Regions from separate parts of the Homo sapiens genome. Here region 1 is linked to region 2. A link is an interaction called in ENCODE POLR2A ChIA-PET data of the cell type or tissue named here. Cell type or tissue: HepG2. All regions are shown on one strand.

Region 1 (8,000 bases), 130 kb before region 2:
CCGAGATTCAAGTTCTAGTTTTGCCACTGACCAGCAGTGTGACCTGAAGCAAGGGCCTCTCTTCTCAGCTTCTTCCTCTGTGATATAAGGACAGAGCTCATGAAGTTGTCATAAGGATGGCAGCAAACCCTTAGTTTAACCACCAGCGTTACAGGTATGATGTGACTTGGGATCATGCATATGAAGTGGCTAGCATGGAGCTTCGCACATAGTATCACCTGTTTTATTTTTTTAATTAAATTTTTTGTTTCATTCAGCAGGTTGTGGACTTAAAAAATTACTTTTTTCAAATAGTTGATTTTTTTTTTTTTTTTGAGACGGAGTCTCTCTCTGTCACCCAGGCTGGAGTGCAGTGGCGCTATCTCGGCTCACTGCAACCTCTGCTTCCTGGGTTCAAGTGATTCTCCTGCCTCAGCCTCCTGAGTAGCTGGGATTACAGGGGCCCACGACCACGTCCAGCTAATTTTTGTATTTGTAGTAGAGACGGGGTTTCATCATGTTGGCCAGGCTGGTCTCAAACTCCTGACCTCGTGATCCGCCTGCCGCAACCTCCCAAAGTGCTGGGATTACAGGTGTGAGCCACTGCGCCTGGCCAGTAGTTGATTTTTTAACCAATGAATAAAAATTGTGTATAGTTGGCTGAGTGCGGTGGCTCACGCCTGTAATCCCAGCCCTTTGGGAGGCCAAGGTGGGCAGATCACCTGAGGTCAGGAGTTCAAGACCAACCTGACCAACATGGAGAAACCCCGTCTCTACTAAAAATATAAAATTAGCCGGGCATAGTGGTGCATGCCTGTAATCCCAGCTACTCAGGAGGCTGAGGCAGGAGAATCGCTTGAATCCAGGAGGCAGAGGTTGCAGTGAGCCAAGATTCCGCCACTGCACTTCAACCTGGGCAACAAGAGTGAAACTGTCTCAGAAAAACAAAAAAATATGTATATATTCATCGTGTACAACATGATGTTTGGAAATATTTTTATGTTGTGGAATGGCTAAATTGAGCTAATATATGTATTGCCTCACATACTTATTTTTTTGAGGTGAGAAAACAAAACCTATTCTCTTAGAAAAGCACTCCCCTAATGAAATTTAGCATCTGTTATTATGACTGCTTACTTTATTATGACTGCCCTTTTGTGAACTGCTATTGAGATCGAGTGAAATGACAAGGGTACTTTCTGAGCAACCTGCGCATTATGAGGCCCCACTCAAGCGTAAAAATGAAAACTGAGCCACTGGTCTGTTTTTGTTTTTGCTTTGCTACCTTTCCATGGCCGTAGGTGGACAATCAGCTCATTGGTACCACGCAGCCCTTCATGCTCTATGTGACTCCCCTGAGCAATGAGAATGAGGTCATCGAGACCGGCCCAGCTGTGCAAGTCAACGCAGTGAAGTTCCCCAGTAAGAGTGCACTGACCAACATCTACAAGGTGGGCTGGTGGAGGAGGCTGGTGGGTTGATGCCATGCTGGAACGTTGATTTGTTCTCTCACAGCCAAGTCTCAGAGCAGCAGTGCCGGGTGCTGATGGGAATAGCTCTGCAGGGTTAAACCACATGTGACATAATAGATTGTTTGGAGGAATTGACAGGAACTCCTCCTTCTCAGTTGTGTTTTCAGTGACCTTGCAGGTGACAGTTTGATGGTACTGAGTCCATATAGGCCAGAGTCCATATTCATCAGAGTGAAGTCACTGTAGGAAAGTATAGCATCTTCTAGATAGGTCAGGACCAGGCATGATCCAGATCTATTATTAAAAATAGAATAACCCCAGCTGGGCTCACTGGCTCTCACCTGTAATCTCAGCACTTTGGGAGGCTAAGGCGGGTGGATCTCTTGAGCCCAGGAGTTTGAGACCAGCTTGGGAAACATGGTGAAACCTCATTTCTATAAAAAATACAAAAATTAGCTGGACCTGGTGGCAAGCACCTGTGGTCCCAACTACTTACTTAGCAGGCTGAGGTGGGAGGTCCTGAGCCTGGGAGTTCGAGGCTACAGCGAGTCACGATCACACCACTGCACTCCAGCCTGGGTGATAGAGTGAGATGTGCACCTGCGCGCGCGCACACACACACACACACACACACACACACACACACACACACAATAACCCTGAAATATTGGGAAAGGGCTATGATGGGTCTGACCTTGAGACAGACGTGCTGCTACCTAAGTTACCACACTGTTTACCAAAAGCAGATAGTTACAAATGATAAACTTTCTTTCTTGGAGGAGTCTCCACGCACAAGCTAGCTGTTCCAGCAGCAAACTCTGGAAAAGTGGGAGCCAACCAGGGGTTGCTTCCCATATTTCTGGTCCTTTATCACCAGTGCTGATGGGACCAAGCCTGCCTGTAGCCCTCGGATCCACAAGCCCAGCCATGCTGCTCCTTAAATTAGCTGCCATCCATCTGAGCACACACCATAAAGTTCATCCACCACAGTGCATCTGAGGCTGGAATCCTGACTAATGAGGCCCAGATTGCCTGGGAACCAAACAATAGAATGGCAAACCATCTATTAAACATCTTTTGGAGTTTTTAGTTAATCATAACAATATAGAGAGAGATAACCCAGAAATAATTTGGCATTATAGTTATAAAGCCACATGATTAATGAAAGCATACCATGTCATTGAGGCCTTCTTAATAGCACAGATGAATGTTCCTTCTGGTGTTCACACTTTAAATCAGAATTTCTTTATCTCTAGCATCTGATGATCACAGCTCAGAGATTCACAGTGCAAATTGAGGAGAAACTGCTCCTCAAGCTGCTAAGTTTCTTTGGCTACGATCAAGCAGAATCAGGTAATGTTGAATGTTCTATGTCTGTGTTTGGGAATTGGTCCAAAGATGGTATTTTTGAGTCTGTTTGTAAAAATAGGTAGCCCCTTGGTGTCTGATAGGCTCCCTTTCCACATCTCAGCCTGAGCTAGGAAGCTAAGGCTTGTGTTTCAGTTGTGCTTTTTCAAAGTATTACTTGTTGTCTGAGTTATCTCTGTGAACTAAAGGAGCCATTCAGAGGGTCTTCTGGAATCCTGGAGTATCCAGTGGTATACCTTTGGGAAGCAGTATACTATTCCTCTTTGCTTTGCATTTTTTTGATTCATCTGCTCTAGGATGACAGAAATGATATTAGTCATTTAGCAAACCATTTTGTTTCCTAACCTTTGTTTCTTAAACAGACTCCAGGCCAAGAATCAGAAATCCCTTTGGCAGTTCCTTTGGTTTAGTTGAGAAAATAAAATTGGCTAGCCTCAATTCATTAACTTTTGACATCCAAACCCTTGTGCCTTTTTGTAATTACAAAGGTTTCTGCTTATTTACTCTCTTCTTTGTAGAAGAGAGTAAGATAAGCTATTGAAAAGCCCAGGTTTCCAGCAGTGCTACAGAAATAATTGAGCTGTTGCTTCTTTTCGATTCCTCATCACAGCCTTTCCTTCCGCTCTTAGATGGGCTTTTCATGGCTGTGTATACAGCTTAGAAAAAAGTCAGTAATACTCAGTCTTTTGAAGCCTAAACTAAATATTGAGCCTGAAGAAATGATAAGAAAGAGGCTTTTATGTTTATCTGCCCATGTTGGCTAGAGAAAAAAATCACTGGGAATGTGTGTACACATGTACATACATACACACAATGCAAGAAAAATATTTTTGTTCTTTTTATCCCAGATTTAGAATTTAAGCTTTAAGAGTATTTGGGATCAAGAGCAAGATCCTGTCTGTTTAATGCTGTGTTTTCCACTTTGGGTTGGAACGCCAGTGTTTATTTGTATTCAGACAGCCACTTGGGAGCCTGCCTGCCAGGTATCCATTCTGTTTTGGTACCTTCCTGGGAAGTTTTACTTTAAATTTGATTCGACATGCTTTTCTTGTAAATTTTCTTATAAGTTGCTGTAATAAATTTCTCCTCAAGCATGGATTTAGACTTTTGTAAAATCCTTGCCTGCCTTTCACTGAAGTGGGAGCTGACTAAGGGGTTGCTTCCCATGTTTTTGGTATGTTGTCACCAGTGCTGATGGGATGGGACAGAGGCAGCATGCAGCCCTCAGGTCCACAAGCCCAGTCCTGCTGCTCCTTAAAGTACCTGCCATCCTGTCTGTAGCTGTTTCTGCTTCCTCAGCATAAATGGGCAGGTCTCTGTTGCAGTATCATTTTTCTGTAAGTAGCACTGATGATAGCTTACAACATAAATGTGTTTGATAAGTAGGTATGTGCCAGCTCTCTGGTTTTATTTCCAAGGCACGTGAAGCCAAGGCAAAATATGCTGCCCAGTTGGATGTGCATACAGCATCAAGTGCAAAGAGCACATTGCTGTGTTGTAGCCCATGCTACTCCTGCTACTCCTTTTATTTCATGAGATGGCAAGTAAAAAATCTGCCTTGATTGTCCTATTTAAATGGATGTCCACCATTTGGGAGACAGGGCGCTGCTTGTAGTGATATTACGTCTTTACAGCCCGCAGCCTGATTCTTTTTCAGGCATTTATGTTTCACTCAGATTCGTGAATTGGTGATATCCATTTTGATTCAGTTACACTGCACTCCAAGACCTTATTTGGATATGATCCTAGGAAAATAAATTTAGATAATCTGGGTCATTGATAATAACATTGCTAACAAATACACCTGTGGCCTTTGGCTTTTCCATCTGGATGATTTTTTCCAAAGATGACATCTGTTGGATGGTATGGAGTCACAAGTTAACATGCTAGTCTTCTTTTTTGATAAACAACACAAAACAGATCTACTCTTACAAAGAATGGCATCAGAATACTATACACGTCACTGTACCCTCACAAACTAAATCGAGAGTGATAGATGGTTTCCTTTTTTTGATGATTTTTTTCTATGTGAATACAAAGTGGATTCTGTGGATCATGAGACTAAGAAATTCTTTTTTGTTTTTTTAATTCTTCCTTTGTACCAGAGGTGGAAAAATATGATGAAAACCTCCATGAAAAGACAGCTGAGCAAGGTGGAACACCAATTCGATACTACTTTGAAAATCTCAAAATCAGCATTCCTCAGATCAAGCTAAGTGTGTTCACCTCCAACAAGCTCCCATTGGATCTTAAGGTGAGCTGCTATTTGGGTAAATTTTTTTAGATGATTTTTCCTTGGAAAAGAATGAGTGTGTTTACTATTTGTTGTTTGTTGTTGTGTGTGTGTGTGCTTTTTTTTTTGTCCCTCATCATCATTCATAGCAGACATTTTATTTTTACAGATTTCCTTTTTCAGAAGGTTTATTGACTTACGTGTATTTGTCTTTAAAAAAAAAAAAAAAACGAAACTTAAATACGACATTGCCGAAGATCAAGGAGTAGCTCAAGAGATTCACAGATAATTCTGTAAAACCCATTTGCTCTCTGTTTAGCTCCTGGCTTACCTCAGTGAGATAAAAGCCTTTTTCCTAAAGTTGTGTCCAGGATCAAGAGAAAAAGCAGTCAAGACAGCATCTTCTTTTTGTGCCCGAGGCCTGCTCACCTTCCTACTTCTCTCTTCCTAAGTATCCACCTCTTTTTGAATGATTGTCACTAGGATTGTCTACTAGGAGTGTTTAAAGTCGACTCAGCCCACTTACCCACTGGGATATGGCCTTCTCTACCACCACATCAGGATGAAGCCCTTAGACCATCTTGATGACTACTTACTAGACACAGCCTGAACACCGTCTTCATTTTCAGCCATAAAGTTTATCTTCATCAAGGAAGAAAGCTGGGATTCAAATCCAAGCCTGTCTGACTCTAAAGTCTATTTTTTTTTTCACTATACTATGCTTCCCCATAGAACATAAGGAACCAGAGAATTTTAGACCTGTGAGTCCTCAGTGATGTACTTGCTTGGTAGACAGGGAAATTGAAGTTCAAAGTGTTTTGTCAGTCAAGGCTGTGTGGCTAGGAAGTGATAGGAGCAGGAGTGGATCCAGGGGTGTTAGAAAGTCTTTCCTTAGTTTGAGTCAAAGTCAGCCCCCTGCAGCTTGGACCCATTGGTTCTGGTTTTTCATTCTGTTGCACTTAAAGATAATACTCAAGACCTCCATCTTCCTACTAACCACCAGTCGAGGACTCTTCTCACTGCCCCATGCTGCCTCCTCTAAGATGCTACAAGATAGTCATCTTGCTGCGCAGAAACAGCTAGAGATATGAGCAGATAAGAAGTAAGTCTAGGGTCCTAACGTAGATGCCCGCAGGAGCTGCGCTGGCGATGCAGCGAGTGGAGCTGCACACCGGGGTGGTGTCGTGTCTGCCCAACCAGGAGTGCCTGCTCCATCTGAAGGGGCCGCCACAACCCGCTCCAGCCGCTTGCTGTCATGGAGGAATGTGAACCTGGTGTTGCCAGATCTTCAGATTTTTAAAGAGAAACCGGAAATCTGGATTTTTATGTGGAATCTCCTGGTTTTTAAACATTGGCAACCAATTCAAGTTTTTTGGTTTTTTTAAACCTTGTGGGCCTAACAAAACACATGTGTGGGCCTCATGTGGCCGTGTCTGCCAACTCACAGCTTCTAAAATTGACACACAGGTAATGAGACAGTAGTCTGGTCAACATCAGATCACATTTGGGTAAGGGTAGGGCAAGGGTGACAGCATTGGGGTGGCAAACTGGGGCCAAGCCACAGGGAGTGCTGGTGGGGACCTGGAGCAGGAATGGCTCTTGCAGCCATCTCTGGAAGAGTGCAGCGTGCCCTTCACTCACTGCCCTGTCTGCTTCATTCGCTTTAATTTCATGTTTCCCAGGAGATTAAAGATACTTATAGTTAGCATGGGAGTGAGGGGAAAACCATGGGAAAACCACTATCTTGTTAATATCCACAAGTATCCACTTGACTTGTGTGACCTTTGGAATGGGTTTGTTTGATAAAGTATATATTCACCCAGAGCACTTGGCACTTGCCCAGCAAACCAATGTGAAGCATTTCCTGAGGGTTGAGGACTTCTTGTTTTTAAAATCATCTTACTAAGAAACACAGACACCTCACTATTCCCTTCAAATTGCTCCCAGCAGAAAACTCCCCAGACTGAGAAAAGCAGTCTGATTTTCTGCAGTTGAAGTAGCTCCAGCCCCCCCCAGTTACATGATGGTTGTGTGTGCGCTCGGCATACAATCAACGAAATCATTTCAGTTGAATGTTTCATCTGGCACTGAATTGAAGGAACATTTTCAGGGCATTTTTCAAATCATTGTGAAACAATTACATGGAGCAGCCATGTGATGAGGTGTGTAGGGGGCACGCCGAGTGTAGTAAGTTAATGTTTCCAGCAGGGTGCGGGGAATTGGGACTAAAGAGTTAAATTCTCAGCTTGTGGGAGTCACATTTTACTGTGTCTTGAGTCTCCTAGTGGAGTCTGGGACTCATAAAATAATGTCATTTATTCAAAGAGTTTTCTAACAGAGTAATATGCCTTTATTAGTAGCTCTTAGAAGGGTACTATGCTCTTTTAGATGAATATATAATGGCTAAAAGTGTGTGCTTAGAAAATGGAGTCCTGTCCCTGAACAGGAGTCACGAGAGCCTGACTAAAAGGTAAACCACGTCTTTGGTATTGAAGGAATAATTATCTTGATTCTTCTGACTCCAGGCCAGAAGTGAGACTGTCAGAAATCTCAGAGGGAAGTCTCTTCAGGTTTACACTGAGGGTACATTGTTGCCAGATATAGTGTCTGTTCAAAAGGACTGAAAGCAGTTTCACATCTGCTATCTCAATTGGATTCCTTACTCTGCGGTGGAAGAATGGGGAGATAATAGTCCCATTTCACAAATGCAGAGACCAAAGCACAGCATTCCTGCCTGACTCCCCATTCTCTCCATTCTCTCAAGTTTGCGTGTTAGAAAGTGGCCGAGTGATACTGAAAATGCCAGGTAGTTTATACGTGTTTTTGGCTTTTTTTAAAGATCAAAAGAGGCCAGGAGCCTTTAAACGGTTTCATGAGGTGGCCTACAGCAGTCCTTTTTCCATTTAGAGCATTGGGGTATTACAAAAGAAGGGCTTTAATTGAGCAAT
Region 2 (8,000 bases):
TCTATTAACGAAATTAAATTTTTAATTAAAAACCTTCCCCTACACAAAAAATCCAGGCCCAGATGGCTTCACTTGAGTGAATTCCACTCAAGGAAAAATTACTATCAACCCTACACAAATCCACACTAGAGAAGAAAGCACTTTCCAATTCATTTTATGATAAACAAACTATAGTATACCATAAGGTTGGAATACTACGCAGCAATGAAAACCCACAAACTGCTGACACACAAAGCCACCTAGAGGAGCTCAGAATCATGCAGAGTGAAAGGAGGGTAATGGCCAAGCTAAGCTTTAAAAAAAGAGTTAGTGGTGTGAAGAGGCATGAATGGGAGTGAGCAGAGAGAGATTTTCTCTTTGAGAACAGGAAGCCAGTGACCTAAATGAGTAAAGGTGCCTCCGGCCTTGGCTGCTCCCTGAGATAGAGAACTGGGAGATAGCCGGGCACGGTGGCTCACGCCTGTAATCCCAGCACTTTGGGAGGCCGAGGCAGGTGGATCACAAGGTCAGGAGACCAAGACCATCCTGGCTAACACGGTGAAACCCCGTCTCTACTAAAAATACAAAAAATTAGCTGGACATGGTGGCAGGCGCCTGTAGTCCCAGCTACTCAGGAGGCTGAGCAAGAGAATCACTTGAACCTGGGAGGCAGAGGTTGCAGTGAGCCGTGATCGCGCCACTGCACTCCAGCCTGGGCAACAGAATGAGACTCCATCTCAAAAAAAAAAAAAAAGAGAACTGGGAGGCCATCTTAGGTGACGGGTTTCACTTTGGACACATTGAACATGGGGCCCTGCAGAGCATCCAGTTAGCAGCATTAGAAAGGTAGAGATGGGGGAGTCATTCTTTTGGAGACAGTAGTTTGTTAGTTTGTTTGTTTGTTTATTTTTTGGAGACAGAGTCTCACTCTGCTGCCCAGTCTGGAGTGCAGTGCTGCGATCTCAGCTCACTGCAACTTCTGCCTCCCAGGTTCAAGCGATTCTCCTGCCTCAGCCTCCTGAGTAGCTGCGACTACAGAAATGTGCCACCACGCCTGGCTAATTTTTGTGTTTTTAGTAGAGACGGGGGAGACAGTAGTTTAAATAAGTCCTGGCGTGAATGCCTTACCCAGAGGGGGCATAAAATGAGGGGTCTAAGGCCAGCACCCTGGGAAATGTCAACGTAAGAACTGCCAGGGGAGGAGGATCCAGGAAGGGTCAGTGATGGGGATGACAAAGGGGGTGTCATGGGGAAAAGGGCAGAGGAGGAGGGACTAGTGACCACCTCTGCTCTGAGGTCATGTGGAGCAAGACTGAAAAGAGGCCGGGGATTGGGAAATGAGGCCACTGGTGGCCTTGTCCCTGGCGGCTCTGGGATGTGGGCCAGAAGCCAGTCCCTGGTGTTGAAATAGGATCCAAAGGTGAAGAAGGGAGTGTAGATGTATCTTTAAAATTTGACTGTGGGAGGGAGGGTGGTTTTGGTTTTTGCCATGTTGGTGTTTTAAAAGCAGCAGGGAGTTGAGCTGCTTGTGGACTGGAAGGAAGGAGCCAGCAGACAGGGAGGAGAGGAGGGGAAGTGGGTAGTGAAGGGGAGAGAGAATAGCCAGGGGTGGTGGGCAGAAGGAGAGGAAATGGAACCCTAGAGGCCTGGGCAGGAGGCCTCTTGCTGTTGAGCTGCGGCCGGCTGTATTTTGAGACCTTAACCTTCACCTTCTCAGCTGTGTTGGATGCGGCCTCCAGAGGCCCAGGAGAGGTGGGGATCAGACGGGGTTCAACAGGGAGCCAGAACCATGAGGTCTGTCGTGGAATAAAGGATGTATTCTAGGAGTCAGGCCTCACCCAGCTGTGGCGGGGGTGGAGGGCAAGGAGGACTGCCGAGGGGGCTGGGGTGGGCGTCTTTGGGAGGTGTCTTCTGTGAGTTTGCAGCAAAGGGTCTGGGGTGGGTCTGGGGTGGGCCTGGGGTCGGCCTGGGGTCAGTGTTGGTCAGCAAGGCCAGCCTCACCTTTGCCTCTCAAATCACGGGTGCCTTCCCTCTTGACAACTCTGCCCTGAGACCTACAGGAAGTGGATTCTGAGAAATATGGCTTCCACCGTTACCAAGTGGACCAGCGCTGTCCCATAGAAATAATGCAAGTCACCCGGGCTCCTGGAATCCCAGCACTTTGGGAGGCCGAGGCAGGCGGATCCCTTGAGGCCAGGAGTTTGAGATCAGCCTGGCCAACATGGCGAAACACCATCTCTATCTTTACTAAAAATATAAAAATGAGCTGGGCATGGCGATGCATGCCTGTAATCCCAGGACGTTGCAGTGAGTGAGATGGTGCCACTGCACTCCAGCCGGGGCAACAGAGCAAGACTCTGTATCCAAAAAGAAAAACAAAGAAACAATGCAAGTCACACATGTAATTTAAAATTGTCTAGGCTGGGAGCAGTGGCTGACACCTATAATCCCAGTACTTTGGGAGGCTGAGGCGGGAGGATTGCTTGAGCTCAGGAGTTCAAGACCAGCTGGGGAAACATAGTGAGAACTTGTCTCTATTTTAAAAATTAAAAAAAAAAAATGAGCTGGGCATCGTGGCACATGTCTGTAGTCCCAGCTACTAGGGAGGCTGAGGCTTCTTGAGCCCAGGAGGTAGAGGCTGCAGTGAGCTGAGATCGAACCACTGCACTCCAGCCTCGGCAACAGAGCAAGACCCTGTCACTAAAAAATAAAAATAAATAGGCTGGGCATGGTGGCTCACGCCTGTAACCCCAGCACTTTGGGAGGCTGAGGCTGGCAGATCATGAGGTCAGGAGTTTGAGACCAGCCTCACCAACATGGTGAAACCCCGTCTCTACTAAAAATAGAAAAATTAGTCAGGTGTGGTGGCACACACCTGTAATCCCAGCTACTCGGGAGGCTGAGGCAGGAGAATTGCTTGAACCTGGGAGGCGGAGGTTGCAGTGAGCCGAGATTGCGCCATTGCACTCTAGCCTGGGTGACAGAGTGAAACTCCATCTCAAAAAATAATAAATAAATAAATAAATAAATATAAAAAGAAATAAAAATAAAATTTTCTAGGTGACCCATTTTTTAAGAAGGAAAAAGAAATGGAAAGTTAATTTTAATAATTAAAGACAATATGTCCAAGACATTATCATGTAATGTATAATCATTAGAAAACATTGTTAATGAGATGCTTTATGTTGTGATTTTGCACTAAATCTTTGAAATGTGGTGCCTGTTTCACACTTACAGAACAGCTCAACTCCAAATAGGCGCATTTCCATCGCCTCCATCGCCGCTGTAGCTGGTGGCTGTCAGATTGGACAGCACGGTAGAGGCGGGTCAGGAAATGCAAGGAGAGCACTTTTGGAAGCGTCTGGATCCTGGGCCCTCGGGGAGGGCAGGGCCTGGGTCCTGATGTGAGGAGCCTGGAGCCTGTCCGTGGCCGAGAGGGCCTCCTTCCTCCTTCCTGGCCGACACGTCACCTGCTCCGTCCAGTCCACGAGAAGCAGCTGTGGCCCAAGCCCATGACCTGCCTTTCTTCCCCAGCGTCACCATCTGTGGCAGCCTGGGATACGCATGAGCTCCTCAGGAGGGCGGGTGAGTGGACTTTCCAGCGCGGGCTGGAGGTGATCTCAAAGGGCACAAGGGTTGGAACTGAACCAGCCATGCCAGGGGACGCGGGTTTGGTCGGAGCCCTGTGGGAAGGGAAGGCCCCTCTGCTCCAGGCCCTCCAGGATCTCCAACCATGGCCCAAATGGCCACCATGATGATGCCCACCTACGGGCTTTGGTGCTTCGGGAGTGTCTTGCTGGGTGAAGGGCAGGTCGCTATCAGATGCATCTGTTTAATTTTAGAGCTCCGTGGAACACACATCTGGATGACAGGAGGGAGCCAGGAGCTGTGAGAAGACGGGGGAGCTGCCGCCGCAAGAATGCAAGACCCACGGGCTCTACGATGCGGGGGAGCAGCGGGCATCTGAGGAAGGGGCGTCAGGGGCACATGGCCAGCCCTCTTCACCCCACAGTCTGCCCCAGGCCAGCCCCACTAGGAGTGACCCATTTTCTCCTAGCAGGATTCCTTGCATGGGGTGGCCTGGACCCAAAACACCCGCTCTGAGGATTCCCTGTTAACCACAGAGAAGGTTGACTCAAGTTTCTTTATTTGGCCATGAAACTGTGGGGCATCTCACGGTGCTTCTTGGGTCCACTGGAGAGCCCTGGAAGCTCAGAAGAGGCAAGAGGGGCCTACTTCTCCCTTGTTTGGGCTTTGTTTGCTAAATACCAATATTAGATTAGGCAACTCTGCAAACAAAACCAAGGCCTGGCCAGCTGCCCAGGGTGTTTAAAGTCCAAGACATGAAGGCAGGACGTGTGCCCGTGGACTTGCACACGCAAGCAGGCCGAGGGGAGAGCAGCCCGGCAGAGACCTTGGTGGTCCAGGGCTGAGCAAAGGCTTCCCCCACCGGTCCATCCCAGTGCGCTCAGCACAGGAGTTAGCGGCCACACACTTCAACCATTGTCTTATTTTAGAAAATGACATCTGCTGGGCGCGGTGACTCACGCCTGTAATCCCAGCATTTTGAGAGGGCAAGGTCAGGAGTGATCACTTTGGGTGGACCACGAGGTCAGGAGTTCAAGATCAGCCTGGCCAACATGGTGAAACTCCGTCTCTACTCAAAATACAAAAATTAGCCAGGCGTGGTGGCTCACACTTATAATCCCAGCTACCTGGGAGGCTGAGGCAGGAGAATGGCTTGAACCTGGGAGGCGGAGGTTGTAGTGAGCCGAGACTGCTCCACTGGACTGCAGCCTGGGTGACAGAGCGAGACTCCGTCTCAAAAAAAAAAAAAAAGAAGATGACATCCATGATGTTAATAAAAGCGGAGGTATTAGGGGAAGGGAGACATCCTGTCAACTTTTCATCAGCTCACATTTGACCCTCAGCTTTTTTCTGTTAATCTAGTTATCATATCAACAGCGTTCTCACAAATGACCAAAGACAGTGTCGGTGGCTCTTAGTGTTTGAAAGTAAAAATGTATAATATTTTTAAAATGCCAACAGACTGAAAACAGGAATGAGGCATCATTGGTTGTAAACTGTCTCCTGAGCTGGTAATTCCATCTCCATCTCAAGCAGAAAAAACATACCCGTGTGCCCAGGGGCTCTCACCCCAGCACACCTCTTGCCCACTTAGCCTAGTTGATGGTCAAATTACTGAGTGGAGTTTAAATGCCCTTCAGACTTTATAGGTGGAATTCCTGAAACGCGTCTATCTGGAAGAGGAGAGGTAGTAGTATTGGGAAGGGAACAGGAAGTAGGCGGTGTGGAGTGCTGTTTGTTAAATGCTATCTCTTACCGTCTGTGTTTGTTTCTACTTAGCTTGCCTTATCTCTCTCCTCCCGCCCACTCTGTCATTCAACTACCCAGTTCCCCACCCTGGTTTCTTGTGTATTTTTTTCCAGGAAGACACACACACACACACACATTTATATATATATAAAATAGGCCAGATCCCATCCTTCCTGGGTCCACCCTTCCTGGGCAGCCCCTCAACCCAGCACACAAACACACTGTTATTTTTCTCATCTCAATTCTCAATCCACCCTTGATCTTGTACCCCAATCCAGCCACTGCTCAATTCTTTGCTTTCTTTAAAATACAATTTGTCAAATTATATGTATGTGTGTTGGCAATTACATATATACCTGTATATTTACTCTCCACCCCTCTTTTTTCTTTTCTTTTTTCTTTTTTTTTGATGGAGTCTTGCTCTGTCACCCAGACTGTAGTGCAGTGGCCCAATCTTGGCTCACTGCAACCTCCACCTCCCGGGTTCAAGCGATTCTCCTAGCTCAGCCCCCCAAGTAGCTGGGATTACAGGTGTGTGCCACCATGCCTGGCTAATTTTATTTTTTGTATTTTTAGTAGAGACAGAGTTTCACTATGTTGGCCAGGCTGGTCCCGAACTCCTGGCCTCAAATGATCTGCCCGCCTTGGCCTCCCAAAGTGCTGGGATTACAGGCGTGAGCCACCACACCCAGCCTCTCTTTTTATTTTTTACAAAGATTCTAGCTTAGTACTTCCTTGCATTTTTCACTTTGTCTTGGAGATCATTCCTTATCAGCACATGACCTTTCTTTTATTTTTTATTTTTAAAGGCTTGTCAAGTGAAGCGGTGGGAGTGGAGAAGGAGCAAAGAAATCTGTTAACTGGTTGGGATCGGTGAGTTGTAAGCAGCCGCATAAAGAACATTTCTGTTTTCTTGGATTACAACATGATTTCCATTGTATAGAAATACCGTATTTATTCCGCCAGTCCCCCACCCATAGTCACTTAAGTTGTTTCCAGCCTTCCCAATCTTCTTGCTGTTACAAGGCTGCCACGAATCACCTTGTGTATACTTGATTTTTCTGATAAGTTAAAAAGTCCTAGAGGAGAAATTGCCCAATCCTTTGTGCACCTGTAATTTTGATAAATATTGCTAAGTTGCCTTCCATAAGGTTTGTACCAATTTACACAGCCACCGGCAATGAATGAGAGTGCACTTACCCACACCCCTACCAATGCAATCTGTTAGCAAATTTTCTGAACTTTGCCAATTTGGAGAAAATGGGTATTTCAGCGTAGTTTGAATGTATACTTACTTCTCTTGTGGGAAATTATGTTTAAGAGCCATTTCCTTTTCCGTGAACTATGTTTTAAAAATCTTTTCTGGTTTGTTTGTTTTATTGAGATGGAGTCTCACTCTGTTCCCCAGGCTGGAGTGCAGTGTGGTGCAATCTCAGCTCACTGCAGCCTCCGTCTCCCGGGTTCAAGTGATTCTCCTCCTCAGCCTCCCAAGTAGCTGGGAACTATAGGGTCGCGCCACCACACCCGGCTAATTTTTGTATTTTTAGTGGAGACAGGGTTTCACCAGGTTGGCCAGGCTGGTCTTGAACTCCTGACCTCAAGTGATCTGCCTGCCTTGGCTTCCCAAAGTGCTGGGATTACAGGCATGAGCCACCGTGCTCAGCCTCTTATCTGTTTTTTTATCCTTATCTGTGTTTTCAATCCTTATCTGCTTATTTTAAAGGCTGAAACAAATCCCTAAATGTTAAAAAAAAAAAAAATAGAAAAATTATACAGCAGCACTCTTGTTCTAGCCTCTTATCATGGGATAGCTTCCCATGATTAACTTGAATTATCTTGAGACAAAGACCTGGAGAAGAACAGGGGCACAGGAGTCTCAGAGACTGGGGAGAATCCTGCCCAAGCTGCCCCATTCTCTGGAGGCCTGGCCACAGGGCAGGGCCCAGAGGCTCAGGCTGTCACCACCTTGGGGAAGAGTCCCCTTCTCCAGCTCTGTCCCCCTGACACATGAACACAGCTCCCCTTCAGGCTGACTCTCCTGCCTAGGCCCAGCATCCCATCCTCTCTTGCCTACTGAAAGACACTGTATCTAAAGCTGTCCACTCACTGTCCCCGATCACCAGATCCCACTACTCCTGGATCCCTCCTGGACCCACCCCTCCTGGGTAGCCCCACCAGCACACAAACACACTGTTACTTCTCGCCTCTTATCCACCCTTGATCCTGTAGCCCAATCCAGCCACTGCTCAATTCTTTGCTGTCTTTATTTTTATTATTTTCACTTATTTATTTTTTTGAGACTGAGTCTTGCTCTGTCTCCCAGGCTGGAGCACAGTAGCGCGATCTCAGCTCGCTGCAGCCTCCGCCCCCCAGGTTCAAGCAATTCCCCTGCCTCAGCCTCCCCAGTAGCTGGGATTACAGGCACACACCACAACGCCCAGCCAACTTTTGTTATTTTTAGTAGAGACAGGGTTTTGCCATGTTGGTCAGGCCGGTTTAAACTCCTGACCTCAGGTGATCCGCCCGCCGTGGCCTCCCAAAGTGCTGGGATTACAGGCGTGAGCCACTGCGCCCAGCCTGGCTCTCTTTAAAAATATAATTTCTCAAAAGATTGAAGTTTCTCTCTCCGCCTTCTCTTCTCATAGTCTCTGTTGCAAACCCTCTATATTGCTATTGATTTGTTA

What was found. Peaks named below come from ENCODE experiments on the same cell type or tissue, not always from the same donor. Only the 100,000 strongest peaks of a DNase experiment are listed, where the experiment ranks them.
Region 1: POLR2A ChIA-PET joins it to region 2 with 33 read pairs; 4 of 35 experiments call an interaction of 5 or more read pairs at or near these places.

What each region holds. Positions count from the first base shown.
Region 1 is chr1:12,398,901-12,406,900 of GRCh38, forward strand. It overlaps VPS13D (vacuolar protein sorting 13 homolog D), which reads left to right. Exons shown (of 70, transcript NM_015378.4): 61 at 1,281-1,430; 62 at 2,708-2,804; 63 at 4,925-5,073. Among named protein-coding and RNA genes, the nearest start is that of SNORA59A, 100 kb to the right of the region's middle. RefSeq lists a silencer at 6,656-6,950. In HepG2, a CTCF peak has its summit at 7,247; DNase peaks (open chromatin) are centred at 3,521, 6,851, 7,251 and 7,801; H3K4me3 peaks cover 608 bases.
Region 2 is chr1:12,524,229-12,532,228 of GRCh38, forward strand. It overlaps LINC02766 (long intergenic non-protein coding RNA 2766), which reads left to right and starts at 1,325. Exons shown (of 3, transcript NR_187319.1): 1 at 1,325-1,399; 2 at 3,217-3,564; 3 at 3,822-4,864. In HepG2, no CTCF peak of the experiment used is centred here; DNase peaks (open chromatin) are centred at 1,323, 1,693, 4,353 and 5,323; H3K4me3 peaks cover 628 bases.